Regions from separate parts of the Homo sapiens genome. Here region 2 is linked to region 1. Evidence: chromatin loops called from intact Hi-C (ENCODE). Cell type or tissue: endothelial cell of umbilical vein. All regions are shown on one strand. Links, peaks and the distances in the headings refer to the core of each region. The heading gives the core; the rest is flanking DNA.

Evidence for each region. Peaks named below come from ENCODE experiments on the same cell type or tissue, not always from the same donor. Only the 100,000 strongest peaks of a DNase experiment are listed, where the experiment ranks them.
Region 2: a loop joins it to region 1, with 4 times the contacts of the local background. A loop is called at or near these places in 2 of 110 quality-filtered maps.

What each region holds. Positions count from the first base shown.
Region 1 is chr16:77,777,346-77,789,933 of GRCh38, reverse strand. It overlaps VAT1L (vesicle amine transport 1 like), which reads right to left and starts at 1,370. Exons shown (of 9, transcript NM_020927.3): 1 at 1,019-1,370. The coding sequence starts at 1,251. All of the region lies in intron 1 of LOC107984878 (a long non-coding RNA gene), which reads left to right. In endothelial cell of umbilical vein, for the core only: no CTCF peak of the experiment used is centred there; a DNase peak (open chromatin) is centred at 1,503; H3K4me3 peaks cover 779 bases; H3K27me3 peaks cover 1,349 bases.
Region 2 is chr16:77,876,390-77,878,889 of GRCh38, reverse strand. VAT1L (vesicle amine transport 1 like) reads right to left here. Exons shown (of 9, transcript NM_020927.3): 5 at 2,417-2,500. Among named protein-coding and RNA genes, the nearest start is that of VAT1L, 89 kb to the right of the region's middle. RefSeq lists an enhancer at 370-1,569. In endothelial cell of umbilical vein, for the core only: no CTCF peak of the experiment used is centred there; a DNase peak (open chromatin) is centred at 1,059; H3K27ac peaks cover 813 bases.

The sequences.
Region 1 (12,588 bases), core at 1-2,500:
ACATGCAAACCTAGTGTTGGGTCCAGTCCGCCTCTGCTGGGTAAGCTCTTCCCAGAACTTCAGGGAAATTACAGTGCCCGCACACAGAGAGGCTTAAACTCTCCCCGGGAATTTCAGCTGAGCGTGAGGGCCTGGAGAAGTTCCCCCAGGGGGAATGGGGAATAGAGGGCAGCTTAGAGAGCTGAGCTCCTTCTGAGATGGGACCAGGAATTCCGGGGAGACTGATCAGGGTTTTTTCCCCTCTCGGAGAAACAGAGGATGGAGAGGGGCATGGAGGGGGTTGCGCTGCAGCCCTGGTCTCCACCCTCACCAAGCCTGGGTGCAAGGTACCGACCCTCTTCCTTCCTAGTTCCTTTCCCCGTCAGGCTACGGGGAAGGAAGTGGGCAGGAGGCGGGATCCAGCCCTGCACCCTGTCCCAGGCCCTTCAGGACAACAGCATAGAGGTGAAAAAAGATCATGTATCAAATTCCCGGCCAAGCCACTTAGTGGCAGCTGACTGATCTTGGGCAAATCACTCATTCTCGCTGAGCGGCGGCTTTCTTACCTGTAAACGGATCATGATGGCACCTGACTCATTAGGTCCCAGGAAGTATTAAATAAGATCGCACGTGTAAAACTACCAACGGCGGCTGGCACACAGTGGGCTTGCGGTTCTTAATACATATATTTTTAATTCTGTTAAGCATCAACCCTCCCGTGCGAAAGCTGAGTTGTCCTCTCAGACGGAGAACTCCCGTAGCGCAATCTTCCAGACCCGGGGTGCCTGGGCGCCAGCATTCTCCCCGCGCCCAGGAGCTCACATTCTCCTCCCGTCACCCCTAGATCTGGCTTGGGGAGGCCGCCCCTCTGCATCCTCCCCAGCTTTGGCCCGGGGAGGCTCTGAGACCCGGGTGAGGGCGCGGAGGGGGTGCGCGCGGCGGTTCTACCCGGGCAGCATCCCAGCCGCAGCTTTCCCACCCCCTCCCCAGCGCCCAGCGCGCAAAAAGAGAGAAAGCGAGAAAGGCGCGGATACTGGACCAGGCTTTGACGCGGATCTTGAGCTCGCCGTCCTGAGGCTCGGGCATGGCCTTCCTGAAGAGCCGCAGCTTGTTGAGCCCCCCGAAGCCAGCCAGCACCACCGCGCGCATCTCCTGGGCGTCCCCGAGGCGGTGCGAGCCGTCGCCGCCGCCGCCCTCCGCCGGCTCCTTGCCTGCCTCCTTCTCGATCATTTGCTCCGTCTCCTCCGCCTTCTCCACGCCTTCCTTGGCCATGGCGCTCGAGGGCGCGGGGCGCACGGGCTGCGGTGGCTGCGGTGGCTGCGGCGCTGGGGGAGTGGGGCTCCTCTCCCGCGGGTTCCTCCTGTTGAATGTGGGATGCTCGGCTGTGCAATGGCTGCAGCCTCTGCGAGCGCCGCCGCGGTCCACAGCCTCCGCCGTAATCCTCACAAGAGCCGTGCCCTAAGCGCTTCACCCCCGCCCCACCCTTCTTTCCTGTCCCAACGAAGCCTCAACTCCAGTTCCTGAAATAGTCCCAAGTTAGGGTCGGGATCGCGGCCCTAAACCCAAATTTGCCGAAGATCTGTGACTAAAACGAGCCTAGAGAGACCACCCTGTCATCCCCCTTCCTGTGGGCCCAGTACTTGGTTATATACGGCACAGGCTCGGGTGCCTTGAAATGGACCGAGACTAATGTCTGGGCCTGGAGGATGCCTTACCGCGACAAGGTTGCCCTCTCTCCCTCCCATCTTCGAGGCTGGGCGGGATAGTCGGGAAATTGGGTCGTTTCTCAAACAGCCAGTTTTGGGTGGAAGGGCGGAGAGGTTTGGGAAGCAGGGAACTAGAGATCCCGCTCACTGCCCTGAAGAGTCCAGTGCAGGGTCTTTTCACTCCAGACCTGCAGGGTCAGCCGGGATGCTCTTTGCTGGGTATCACCAGGGGCTTCCTTACGACGGCGAATTCTCACCACCCACACCATTTCGGGCTATTAAAGAGGCTTCAGACAAGAATCCTGTACCAGAAAGGATCCTGTTCGTGTTCTGATCCCCGGAAGACCAGTGTGTACCCGCTCCCCAACATGCATGCACATACACAGAGTAGTAACTGGCGTTTTGTTTTGTTATCAGGCTCTTTGAGAAAAACAGCTCATAGAAAAACTTGGAATTTCTGAAATAAAATAATGGGGAAGGACGTGGTTTTCCTAGGGGCAGTTTAAGGAAAGAGATGCAGGTGAGGAAGTAGGTCTATATTCTATTATAGTTGCTATGCCATTGCCAGCCTTGAGATCTTGGGCAACTCATTCAACCTTCCTGAGCCTCAACACACTCATCTATAAATTGGGTACATTGATTTTTTTTTCTATATTGTGTGAAGTGCTGGGGTGGACATGATTTCAGTGAGACATGGTCCTTATATTGGAAAAGGTCAATTTCAGAGCATGAGGCATGAAGGACACAGTCAACAAATGTGGTACAATGAATGATGTAAGTGCTGCCTCTTCTCTCCCCTCATTCTTCCTGTGCCTCACTGCTTTAAATGCCCTTGTCTTCTATTCCTTAAAAAAAAAAAAAAAAAAAAAAAAGACGATTGCCATTTTCCCTCCTTCCACAGGGTTCTGCACCTGCTGTCCCCTTGGCCTGGGGTATGTGTTCCATCTCCTTTATCTGGTGTTAACTCCTACTTCGTTCTCACCTCAAGGGTCCATTCCTGTTGGGAGGCACTCCAACCTCCAGATTGGTGTCCTCCCTGACTATAGACACTTATGTCCCTTTGTAGCCAACTTTTATATGTTTACCTGATAATATCTGTTTCCTTTATCCAACTGTGAACTTCATGTGAGCAGGAGCTATTTCTACTTTTATCCAGCGTGGTTTTCCCAGGGCTTAATACATGATTGGTACATAGTAGAATATGCACAGAGGCAGCCTGTTGAAAAACTGGTCCAGAGAGTTGGAGAAGTTCTCATGGAGGAGGGAACATTTGGGCTAGACCTTGAAGGATAAGGCAGGTTCTTCTGGCAGAAAAGGTCGCAAGCTCATTCAAATAACACAGAAAGGTAACAGGTAAAAGGGCTTTTGAGATTCTGGTTTGTTCTATGTAGGCAGAACATTGGCTGTATTTAGCAATCATTGGAGATGAGGCTGAAAGGTTTATTGGGACCAGCTTTTGAAAGTTCTCACATACCAGGTTATAAAATTTAAGACATAATCACAGAGGCAATTGGTGCCATAAAGGCTTAAAAAACAAAAACATGGGGAGAGCATTACCAGAACTGCATTTTAGGATAATAACTTTGACAGTAAGTGGGTGATGGATTAGATGATAGAGTTACTGGAAGCATCGAGATCAGTTAGAGACTAAGTGCAGGCAAAAAAAAAAAAAAATCCCCAAAAAGAAACAAAATAAATGAGAATGGTCCCAACTGAGGCAATGGCCATGGGATGGAAGGAAGAGGGCTAAAAGAAGCCTGAATAGGGCTTGGTTAGTGAATTGAACATTTTATTGTGAATCCAATTGTCCAAATTGTTTGTCTTGTTTACATTGTGAGATACAGTGTTTAGGCTGGATTCTGTCCTGAAACAAGAATTTGAACACCCGTCGTTTATTTTGGAAGTAATCCCAGGAAGCTCTGGCTGGGAAGTAGGAAAGTGAGACAGAAAATTGATACTACCCAATATGAGATGTATTAATAAGCAGATTACCGCAGTGGACAATTGGAGCTCAAACCCGCAGGGGACATTTGAGAGACAGTGTAGAACAAGTCTCAGAGTTGTCTCACCCAAGGAGTGAGGACATAGGTATTTATTCACTAAAGTCTATGCTTGATTGGTCAAGAACTGTTCCTGGAATTGTTAACTCCTTGACATTTCCATCCTGTCCCATGTACTTGGGCTGAGAGAATCCCCAGGCAGAGAATTGTGGATGCTCTTTGCAGGAAGCTATCATTTTATACATGGAATGATGAATTCCATGGAGACATAGCTTTGGCACCAATAATATCTGCAATATATGTTATTGTTTTGGAGGTGTCTACTGTTCTAGACACTGTAGGTATATTTCTTAATTTGATTCTGAAAATAATCTCATGAGTAAGAATTCCTATTCCCACTTTATGGAAGAGGAAAATGAAAATGAATCTTAACATGATGAATTATTGTGCTCAAAGGAACATGCTAGTTATAATGAGATAGAAGACCAACTCCAAATCTGTGCTCTTAAGATCTCATCATGCATGTTTATACGGACAGGCCAAACCAGTTCTGCCCCTGATTGACAATACTCCATGGCATTTTTTAATGTTCCCTGCTCTTTTTTTTCACCGCCTACTATCTCTGTACCACCAAGGTCCCTTGCCTTGGTTCTGAGTGTTTGTTTTCCTTTGGCATTAGTAAAGTAAACCCACTTTGTAGTCAGCACACAGCATGTTAAAGAGAAAGTGTTTGTCTTACAGTGTGTTAAAGGGAATATAATTACTCCCTCCAAGGGAATCTTCTGGCTGTTTACAAACCCCAGATTATAATTGGTAGGCAGCTGATTATCACAACAACCCAGAGAGAACCCACCACAGTCTGTGCTGCTTGTGGGGGGGTGGGGAGATACCCTCTTCTGAGTCCTATATACCACTATTGTTAAATATTCCCAACTCTGGTACTCCCTGGTGGAACGTGGAAAGAGCCACAGTGCATGGCATATCTCCAAATAAACACAATAAATCAATTTTTAATTTGTAAAATTGATTCCTTGGACATTCACTCAGAGCCTCCGTTGTGGAATTTCTTACATTATTGTAGAATAATGTGCATTATGTACATCATTGTACATAATGTCAAACAGTGGCCACTGATGGTAAAACAGAGTATTACAGCTCAGCTCTGTTACCTTGCAAATGGTCTGGGGCAGGGTATGTGCACGTGGGGGTGTGTGTGGGGGGTGGGGGGGGATGTAGAAGGCCAGATATAGGAACCCCTAATAGAGGTAAAGTCTCTGAGTAAGAAAATATGGGAAACCATCAGTACTGAGAGGTGACAGCATACTGGCAGCCCTCACAGCCCTCGCTCACTCTCGGGGCCTCCTTGGCCTTGGCGCCCACTCTGGCCGCGCTTGAGGAGCCCTTCAGCCCGCTGCTACACTGTGGGAGCCCCTTCCTGGGCTGGCCGAGGCCGGAGCCGGCTCCCTCAGCTTGCGGGGAGATGAGGAGGGAGAGGCCCGAGCGGCAACCGGGGCTGCGTGCAGTGCTTGCGGGCCAGCTGGAGTTCCTGGTGGGCGTGGGCTTGGCGGGCCCTCACTCGGAGCGGCCGGCCGGCCCTGTCGGCCCCCGGCAATGAGGAGCTTAGCACCAGGGCCAGCGGCTGCGGAGGGTGTGCTGGGTCCCCCAGCACTGCCGGCCCACTGTCGCTGCCCTCCCGGGGCCTTAGCTGCCTTCCCGCGGGGCAGGGCTTGGGACCTGCAGCCCGCCATGCCTGAGCCTCCCCTCGCCGCTCCATGGGCTCCTGTGCAGCCTGAGCCACCCCGACGAGCGCCACCCCCTGCTCCACGGCGCCCAGTCCCATTGACCACCGAAGGGCTGAGGAGTGCGGGCGCACGGCAAGGGACTGGCAGGCAGCTCCACCTGCAGCCCCCATGCGGGATCCACTAGGTGAAGCCAGCTGGGCTCCTGAGTCTGGTGGGGACTTGGAGAACCTTTATGTCTAGCTCAGGGATTGTAAATACACCAATCATCACTCCGTATCTAGCTCAAGGTTGGTAAACACACCAATCAGCACCCTGTGTCTAGCTCAGGGTTTGTGAATGCACAAATGGACACTCTGTATCTAGCTACTCTGGTGGGGACTTGGAGAACCTTTGTGTCGACACTCTGTATCTAGCTAACCTAGTGGGGACGTGGAGAACCTTTGTGTCTAGCTCAGGGATTGTAAACGCACCAATCAGCGCCCTGTCCAAACAGACCACTGGGCTCTACCAATCAGCAGGATGTGGGTGGGGCCAGATAAGACAATAAAAGCAGGCTGCCTGAGCCAGCAGTGGCAACCCGCTGGGGTCACCTTCCACACTGTAGAAGCATTGTTCTTTAATTCTTTGCAAGAAATCCTGCCGCTGCTCACTCTTTGGGTCCACACTGCCTTTATGAGCTGTAACACTCACCGCAAAGGTCTGCAGCTTCACTCTTGAAGCCAGCGAGACCATGAACTCACCGGGAGGGACGAACAACTCCAGACGCGCTGCCTTAAGAGCGGTAACACTTACCGCGAAGGTTCACGGGTTCACTTCTGAGCCAGTGAGACCACGAACCCACCAGAAGAAAGAAACTCCGAAGACATCCGAACATCAGAAGGAACAAACTCTAGACGCGTCACCTTAAGAGCTGTAACACTGACCGCAAGGCTCCGCGGCTTCATTCTAGAAGTCAGTGAGACCAAGAACCCACTAATTCTGGACACAGTACACTTTTAGAAATCGTTTTCTAAATTATTTGGAATGGTTCAGTAACTTCCCAGAGAAATGTTATTTAAGGAAGAGGGTCAATGTCTTTAACTATATGCTTTAATAATATTTGTTGCATTGTATTCTCTTCAATACAATTAGAATCATTTGTTGTACATATTTCATCTTTAAAATAATCCTATGCTATAGGACTATTATCCCTACTTTACAGAGGAGAAAATTTAATATAAACTGAGTAACTTTCCCAGAATTACTTCCTAAACAAATTGCAGAGTTGAGATTTGAAATGGGAGCTATTTGACTTTGAAATGTATGTTCTTAACCACCACACTTCAATGCTTATGGTTTTATTTGTTGCTCTTTTACTCACAAGAATGCCATCAAATAGGTTAAGAAAAAGGAGACAAATTTAGGAGGTCAATAATGGAGAGAGGTAAAAGATTCTGGCTGTTGAAATATCCTAACAAAATCCAGGGAGTTATATTAGAGGATTTGTGCCATAATTTCTTATAGTTTGTGGTTAATTCCCAATGAGCACAACATTATTTTTCAGAGAAGTGCTAGAGAAGTGTGCAGCCCATCCTGATGGTGGCAGTATACACTTCCTGTCTACACTTTGTAGGACGGGTCTTACATGGTAAACTCTAGTTGTGTCTGAGGGGAAAAAAAGTGCACTGATACTTATCACCTTTTGAGTGGTGACCTTGTGCTGTTGCTAAATGCTGGAGATAACATGGTGAATAAGACAAATATATTCTCAGTCCTAATGGAGTTATCAGCCCTGTTGAGGAGGTATATATTGGGTTGCCCAGGAGCAAACGTTTGTTAATTTGAAGATTTGCATACATACGGCTTGAGAAGTGATCCCAGGAAGCACTGGAAGAGGTCTGTGAAGGTGAGACAGGGTAGGAAAGAAGCCAATATGAGGTGTATTACTTAGCAGGTTATCACTGCTATAACCTGCTTAAATCCTGCTGGGGAACTCTAGGAGACAGCGTAGAGCACATCTCAGATGTATCCCCATCAAGAGGCAAAGAAAATGGAGAATCCACCAGCTCCTGTTAGTCCTTAGTTGAGGACTGTTTCTGTGGGGCACTAGCCATCTGCCACTTCTAGCCTGCCATGCACATGGGCTGTTTGGGAATAGGCAGCCAGACAAAGCTGTCCTGAAAGAGTTGCAGGTGTTTGTACTTGGAAGCCATGGGGTCGCTGTGCATGGCAGTGATGAGATCCAAGAGGGGGTAGGTTGGGCACTGACCATCTCTGCTACATATATTAAACCAAAAAAAAAAAAATCATGTAAGTAATTAGTCATTTACCAGTTCAATAAGTGCTGTAAAGGGGAAATACAAGGGGCTATCTGCATGGTCGGTAAAAGCTTCTCTATGAAAGCAATGGTAATGTATTAGGTTCAGCTACAGACAACAAAATATAATAATAAAATAAAAATTGGCTTAAAGAATATAAAATACATTAGGATGGGATGGAGGCTGTACATTATCATCAAGGATCAGTGTTCCTTCCTGCTCTGTACTCCAGGTCATGAATCACTGGCCTCCATTCTCATAGTTTAAGATATAGCCATCACATTTATGTGCTGGGTGACAGGACAGAGATGCGTGAGAGGGGAAGAAAGACCCACAGCTTTCATCTTAAGGGCACTTCAGGACTCCACCATAATACATGTACTTATCTCATATTAGCCAGAGCCTAGTCACATGGCCACATCCCACTGCAAAGGATGCTGGGAAACCTAGTTTTTTCTTAGCTAAGTAACAATGTCCAAGTAAAAGCTAAGGTTCTACAATTAATGAGGAAAGGGACAGATAGCATTAGGAGGTGTAGCAGTATCTTCCACAGATGCCACTGAAGGGCTTTAAATAAATGAATGATAGTCTGTGTGGAGTATTGAGGAGTCCCCATGGCCTCCCTACAACAAAACATTACCCAAGAATCCCAGTCCCTGGGATTCAATGCTTCCCTCTCACAACTCCTCTGTAAGATACATTTTCACCCTGTTGGAGTTTTCTCTCCATAGGGATCCAGCTGCAATTTTATAATGGATGTTAACAGGAAAACCCTAACCAAAAGTGCTACTCATAAGACCCTGAACACCATTTTAGCTCTCTATTAATCTGCTCATGTATGAATAGAAATAGAAACATTTCACCTGCTCTTACTCATCTCCATAAGCAGCTGTTATCCATGTGGAGATGATCTTATCAATTGTTTAGTATCATTTGGTAAACATGGTTGGTCAAGTAAAGAGGAAAATATACAACATAGGACTAAGGAATTTAAATCATGTAGTTTGTTTTTGAAATTTCACTCACACTGAAAGATAATTTCTGAGTGATTTCTTGTACCCCTCCCCTTGAATATTATCTAGGGTCCTCCCCCTAGTGTGATGCTGTATGATTTTTTTCTCTTTTTCTTTTCTTCCTCTTCCTCTTCCATTTCTCCTCCTCCTCCTCCTCCTGCTCCTCCTCCTCCTTCTTCTTCTTCGCCTCCTCCCCCTCCCCCTCCCTCTTCTTTTTGAGATGGAGTCTGGCTCTGTCACCCCAGGCTGTGGTGCAGTGGCAGAATCTTGACTCACTGCAACCTCCACTTCCCAGGTTCAAATGATTCTCCTAAATCAGCCTCCTGAGTAGCTGGGACTACAGGCATGCACCACCACACCTGGCTAATTTTTGTATTTTTAGTGGAAACGTGGTTTCACCATGTTGGCCAGGTTCGTCTCGAACTCCTGACTTCAGGTGATCCGCCCACCTTGGCCTCCCAAAGTGCTGGGATCACAGGCGTGAGCCACTGTGTCCGGCCCCTGTGTGTTTTCTTGTATGAATCACCACACAGTAATGCTGCCTGCCTCTTCCAAGCACTGCAGAGAGCTGTGTTTTCCCTAAAGTACTTTGCTATAGATCATGATGAGTAATGGGATGGGGACGTAAAATTCAGGTTCAGAAATAAACAAAGCATTTACTCCTCAAATAGGGTCCAACAGAAACCAGAAAGGGGACGAATTCCTCCCCTGCACCGTTTTTTCCACCTTACAAGCTGAGATCATCATACTATAAATAAGGATGAACCAGCCCTCCAGCTAATTCACTCTCTTGTTGCCCTGATGTCTCTGGTTGAGGCTAAGAGCTGATGTCCCTGAAAGTTTTGTTCCTTTTATTGTTGGATTGGCCTATATCCAGTTGGTTGGGGCTTCCTTGCAGTAATGACTGTGAAGCTACAAGACCTCAATGTAACTGAAAATGCACACCATGAAAAGGGCACATTTTGCCTTTCCTGTTCTGAGGGTAGCAGGCTTAAATCCCAGGAAATGGGGAAATGTTCTTCAGAAATCCTGTCCTATTCCTTTTAGTATGCCCCTTCTCTTCACAGAGCCTAATGGGGTACTTTCCACAAAGCAAATGGGAAGAAGTCCATCCATCACCCAATTGTCCAATCATCCATCTATCCACTCATTCATCCAATTCTACATTATTTTTTTGTTGTTGTTTTGTTTTATTTTTGTTTGTTTGTTTTTTGAGACAGAGTCTTGCTCTGTCGCCCAGACTGGAGTTCAGTGGCACGATCTCAGCTCACTGCAACCTCCGTCTCCCAAGTTCAAGTGGTTCCCCTGCCTCAGCCTCTCGAGTAGTTGGGATTACTGGCACCTGCCACCATGCCCAGCTGATTTTTGTATTTTTAGTAGAGACAGTGTTTCATCATGTTGGTCAGGCTGGTATTGAACTCCTAACTTCAGGTGATCTGCCCACCTCGGCCTCCCAAAATGCTGGGATTACAGGCGTGAGCCACCATGCCTGGCCCAATTCTGCATTCTTGATATGCACTAAGGAAGGTAGAAGGAACACATACCTTGTTTCCAGGACTTGTTCAGAACCCAGTTTTCCCATTTCCTACCTATGTGAATTTTAGGCTCTGAAAGGTTAAGAGAATTGCCCAATAAATGAGTATTAGAATATCTAATTCTGCATGAGATACCATGCCAAACTCTTCCAAGTATTATTTCCCATGCATAACAGTTGATCAATGGACAATAATTTCCTGGCTACTTCCTTCATGAATAAGGCCTGGCACCTGTCTTGAGTGGGGAGGCAGACACATAGAGAACATGGTGCAACGTTTCAGGGAGGCAAGACAATGTAAAGAGAGGCTACGTGCATATGTCTTGGGATCGGACAGGCTTTGTTCCTGGCTTGACCTTTTCCTAGCTATGTAACCATGAACAAGTTCCTTAATCTTTCCGTTGCTTCATTCTTTTTTTTTTTTTTTTTTGAGACGGAATATTTCTCTGTCGCTCAGGCTGGAGTGCCGTGGTGAGATATTGGCTCACTGCAACTTCCACCTCCCGAGTTCAGGCGATTTTCCCACCTCAGCCTCCCGAGTAGCTGGGATTACAGGCACCCGCCACCACACCTGGCTAATTTTTGTATTTTTAGTAGAGACAGGGTTTCATCATCTTAGCCAGGCTGATCTCCAACTCCTGACCTCGAGATCCACCCTCCTCAGCCCCCCAAAGTATTGAGATTATGGATGTGAGCCACTGTGCCCGGCCTGTTGCTTCATTTTCTAATCTGTGAGGTGTAGACATTGATCACATTGTCTTCACAAATATGTGGAGAAATTTAAAACAGCTGATTGAAATAAATGTCTATGCTTAGAAAAAAACTCTTTACATGTTAGTACTTTGTAACTGCCTTTGTCATAGCGCTTAATATTAAACACCTGTGTCTAATTTGAAATGGTTAGAGTTTAGTTAAGTGGTTTCCAAAGTCTATTCAACGAAACAGTGGTTTCCTAAATGTTGATGGATGCCAGGGTAAAAGGAGGGTCTGTGGTCAAATTAGCCTGAGACACTCTGGGTCAAATACAGTTAAGCAGCTTTCTTTAATGTAGATTTAGAGTCTTAGCATAACTCTTGAATCTCTACATAGGGATTCAGAATACAGCTTTACTGAGACTTATTAGACTTCCAGCCCTTTGCCCTTGAAGTTAACAAGATTAGCATTCTGCAGGATATCTTTTGGGGAAAACTGCTATAGGTAAATAAATGGATAACTATTTCTAAGTGTCTGCTCAAGGTTAGGCATTGTAGAAGGAACAAAAGAAAAAAATAACATGACTCTGACCTCAAGGAACTGAGGGGCTTACTTAAGATAAAATATACCACAAATTGTTTTAAGAAAACTTTAAATCCAGGCCCGAGAACATTATGAAGCAAATGAAGTGGGCCTGTTGTGGGACATAACAGAGAGTGGTGGGGACTGTGAGAAACCGGAGTGCAGAGGGCATTCTAAAAGAGATAGTGACTGGGCATGGTGGCTTAAGCCTGTAATCCCAGCACTTTGGGAGGCCAAGACAGGTGGATCACTTGAGCCCAAGTGTTTGAGACCAGCCTGGGCAACATAGTGAGATCCTGTATCTACAAAAAAATGCGAACATTAGCTGGGCATGGTGGCATGTGCCTGCAGTCCCAGCTACTCAGGAGGGGAGGCTGCAGCAGGAGAATTGCTTGAACCTGGGATGTTGAGGCTACGGTGAACCATGATCACACTACTGCACTCCAGCCGGGGCGACAGAGCAAGACTCTGTCTCAAAAAACAAACAAACAAAAAACTCAACTTTGATCCATCATTGTAATGTGAAAATGTGAGCTCAGGGTTGCTGGGGCTTCCAGGTGTTTCTGAGAGGCCAAAAGTCTGAATCATTATGTGAAATATACCAAATTTATAAAATTTTGACAAATATTACATAGGCTAAACAAAACATGTCTGTGAGCCAAATTTAGCCCATATGGCTCCAATGTGCAATGTTTTCTCTAAGTCAGAGGTGATTTTACGCCTTGGGGGACACTGGCAGTGTCTGAAGACATTTTTGATTGTTACCAGTAGTGCTACAAGCATCTGATGGGTACAGGCCATAGATGCTGCTAAGCATCCTGCAAGGCACAAGATAGCCCTAAAACAAAGAATGAGCCAGCCTAAAATGTTAATAGTGCCAAAGTTGAACCACCCTGTTCTTTTTTTTTTTTTTTTGAGACAGAATCTTGCACCGTTGCCCAGGCTGGTGTGCAGTGGCATGATTGATCTCGGCTTGCTGCAACCTCTGCCTTCCAGGTTCAAGCGATTCTCCTGCCTCAGCCTCCTGAGTAGCTGGGACTAC
Region 2 (2,500 bases), core at 1-2,500, 89 kb before region 1:
GAATAAAATGATGAGTTGCTGAAATGTCTTTTTAGGTCTGTTCTTTGAGGCTGAGAAAGGAACTCCTTAGTGAATCTACTTTGTGATTCTGAATTTGATTCCCCAGCAAGTGAGGGGCTTGGGGCTCTGACCTGGACTGGGTACCTAAATGGTGGGAGAGGTGGAGCAGAGTTAAAATATAGATGGATTGGAAAAAATGGGTATAGAAGCTCACAGGTGAGAATGAAAAGGGGCCCAGGGACCAAAGAAATGGTGTGATCCATGTGTCAGCTCCAAAGAGGTCTGAGACAAGCATATGAGAAACTGAGTTTTGCCAATTGGACAAGCAGTATTCAGAGGGCAGATGGGAGGTGGAGTTGGGAAAGATTCCCTAAGATTCTCATACGGAGAGTAAAGACCCTTTATAAGGTTTCGGGGCAGGGGAGGGGGGAATGAGAGAGCTCTTAACAGTATGGGGAACATTCAAATACCATACAGGTGCTTTTTCAACAACTTTCCTGCCTTGTCTTCAAAGATTTTGGAGTAATTTCTTCTCAGAGAGGAGTTATTTAATAAAATAGTCATGTGTATTTTACACTATTTAGCCTGGGTAAACTAGTAGCCAGTTAATAAGTTGGTGCAAAAGTAACTGTGGTTTTTGCCATTACTTTTAATGCCGAAGACTGCAATTACCCTTACACCAGCATAATAGTGAACCATTGCTTCTGTTTTTATGGGGTGAGTACCACGGGGCATCCCAGTACTAGACTTTGATTAATTAGTGACCAAGTGATCAACGTAATGAAGTAGATAATTGTGAACTACTCACATGGGATTAATCAAGTTGAATTTCACCAAAATGACATCAAGAAACTGGGACAAAAATAGAATTATTGGTAAATGATAAGTAAGGATGACTACATCGTCCATCTGCATTTGACTCACATGTTAGTCATATCCGATATCCTTGCAACGTGCAGGGACTCTCACTGATAATAATAAACCACACGTCCACTTCAAAGGAAATACATGGCTATGATTGAAATTACTGGAACATTCCAGCAATGGGATGTTTACCTGCCTCTGGTGAGTTCAGCCTTCTTTCTGTTACAATGGTCTGAAGATGACAAAAAAATGCTTGCATATTTATACCTCTCAAATATCTATTTTATAAGCTCTTCAGGAAATAGCAGGGAAATAAGTGTTTTTTTCTGAGTTAGCCAGAATTAAAACTCAGTTTTCTATTGTACCTACAGGGGACAAGGTACCAAGAATCTTAAACATTGGATAAACCCAATATTATTTTGCTTCAGATTATGCCATCTAGCTTCAAATACTCCTATTTTAGTTTGTGGAGACTAATGTGGTTTTTTTTTTTTTTTTTTTTTTTTTTTTTTTGAGACAGAGTCCCGCTCTGTCGCCCAGGCTAGAGTGCACTGGCGCGGTCTCGGCTCACTGCCAGCTCCGCCTCCCGGGTTCATGCCATTCTCCTGCTGCCTCAGCCTCCCGAGTAGCTGGGACTACAGGCGCCCGCCACCATGCCTGGCTAATTTTTTGTATTTTTAGTAGAGACGGGGTTTCACCATGTTAGCCAGGATGGTCTCGATCTCCTGACCTCATGATCCGCCCGCCTCGGCCTCCCAAAGTGCTGGGATTACAGGCGTGAGCCACTGCGCCCGGCCTGTGGAGACTAATGTTTAAATTGGTTTGCATGCCTATGACAGAAAAGAAGAAAAAGAAGAGAGAAAGGAGGCCCTGGAGCCTCATTTTGCTGGAGAAAATCTTCTTCCAGTTGTTTTGCATACATCTCTTCCACTCCTAAGACATAGAAGTGAATGTAGAAAGAGATGGAAACAGACATGAGTTCCATCTATCCAGGGCTTCTGTCTTAAGAGTGGGACGCTCAGGAGGAGTTTAGGAGAAGAAGAACAGACATGTGTTCCATCTATTCAGGGCTTCTGTCTTGCGTGGGATGCTCAGGAGTAGTTTAGGGGAAGCAGAGTGTGTACTTTGCAACTTCTCAAATAGTAAAGATCCTCCCTTAAAACATGCATATCCTAGCCACTCTTCCCCATCCTACTGTGGGTCCTTCATGCCTTCTTTATTTCTGAACTTCCTTTGAAGTCATTCATATTTTCCACCTGTGCTACCTTCTGTGGGTGATGTCCCTTAGTGGTTCTAGTCATATCAATGACCACATTGGCTTGGTCTTGCTTTATCCCATTTGAAATAATAGGATATAGGACAGTAGGCACATGTTATTTTAAAATTGAAAATAACTCACAGTAATAGAAACATTATAGGAAACATTAAAAAATGAAACACCCCCATCCCACTACCCCAACATATCAGCACAATTCACTTTTCAGAGCCTTTGCAGGCACATATGTAGAGGTACCTATTGCTGACCACGTCCCTGCTGCTGTTTTGCACTCACCATATAAAATGTAGGTTCCCAGGGGTTTGAGAAGACTGAGACCTTTTCCAGTGTTGTCCCCACAGAGGCAATCCAAAACGATGT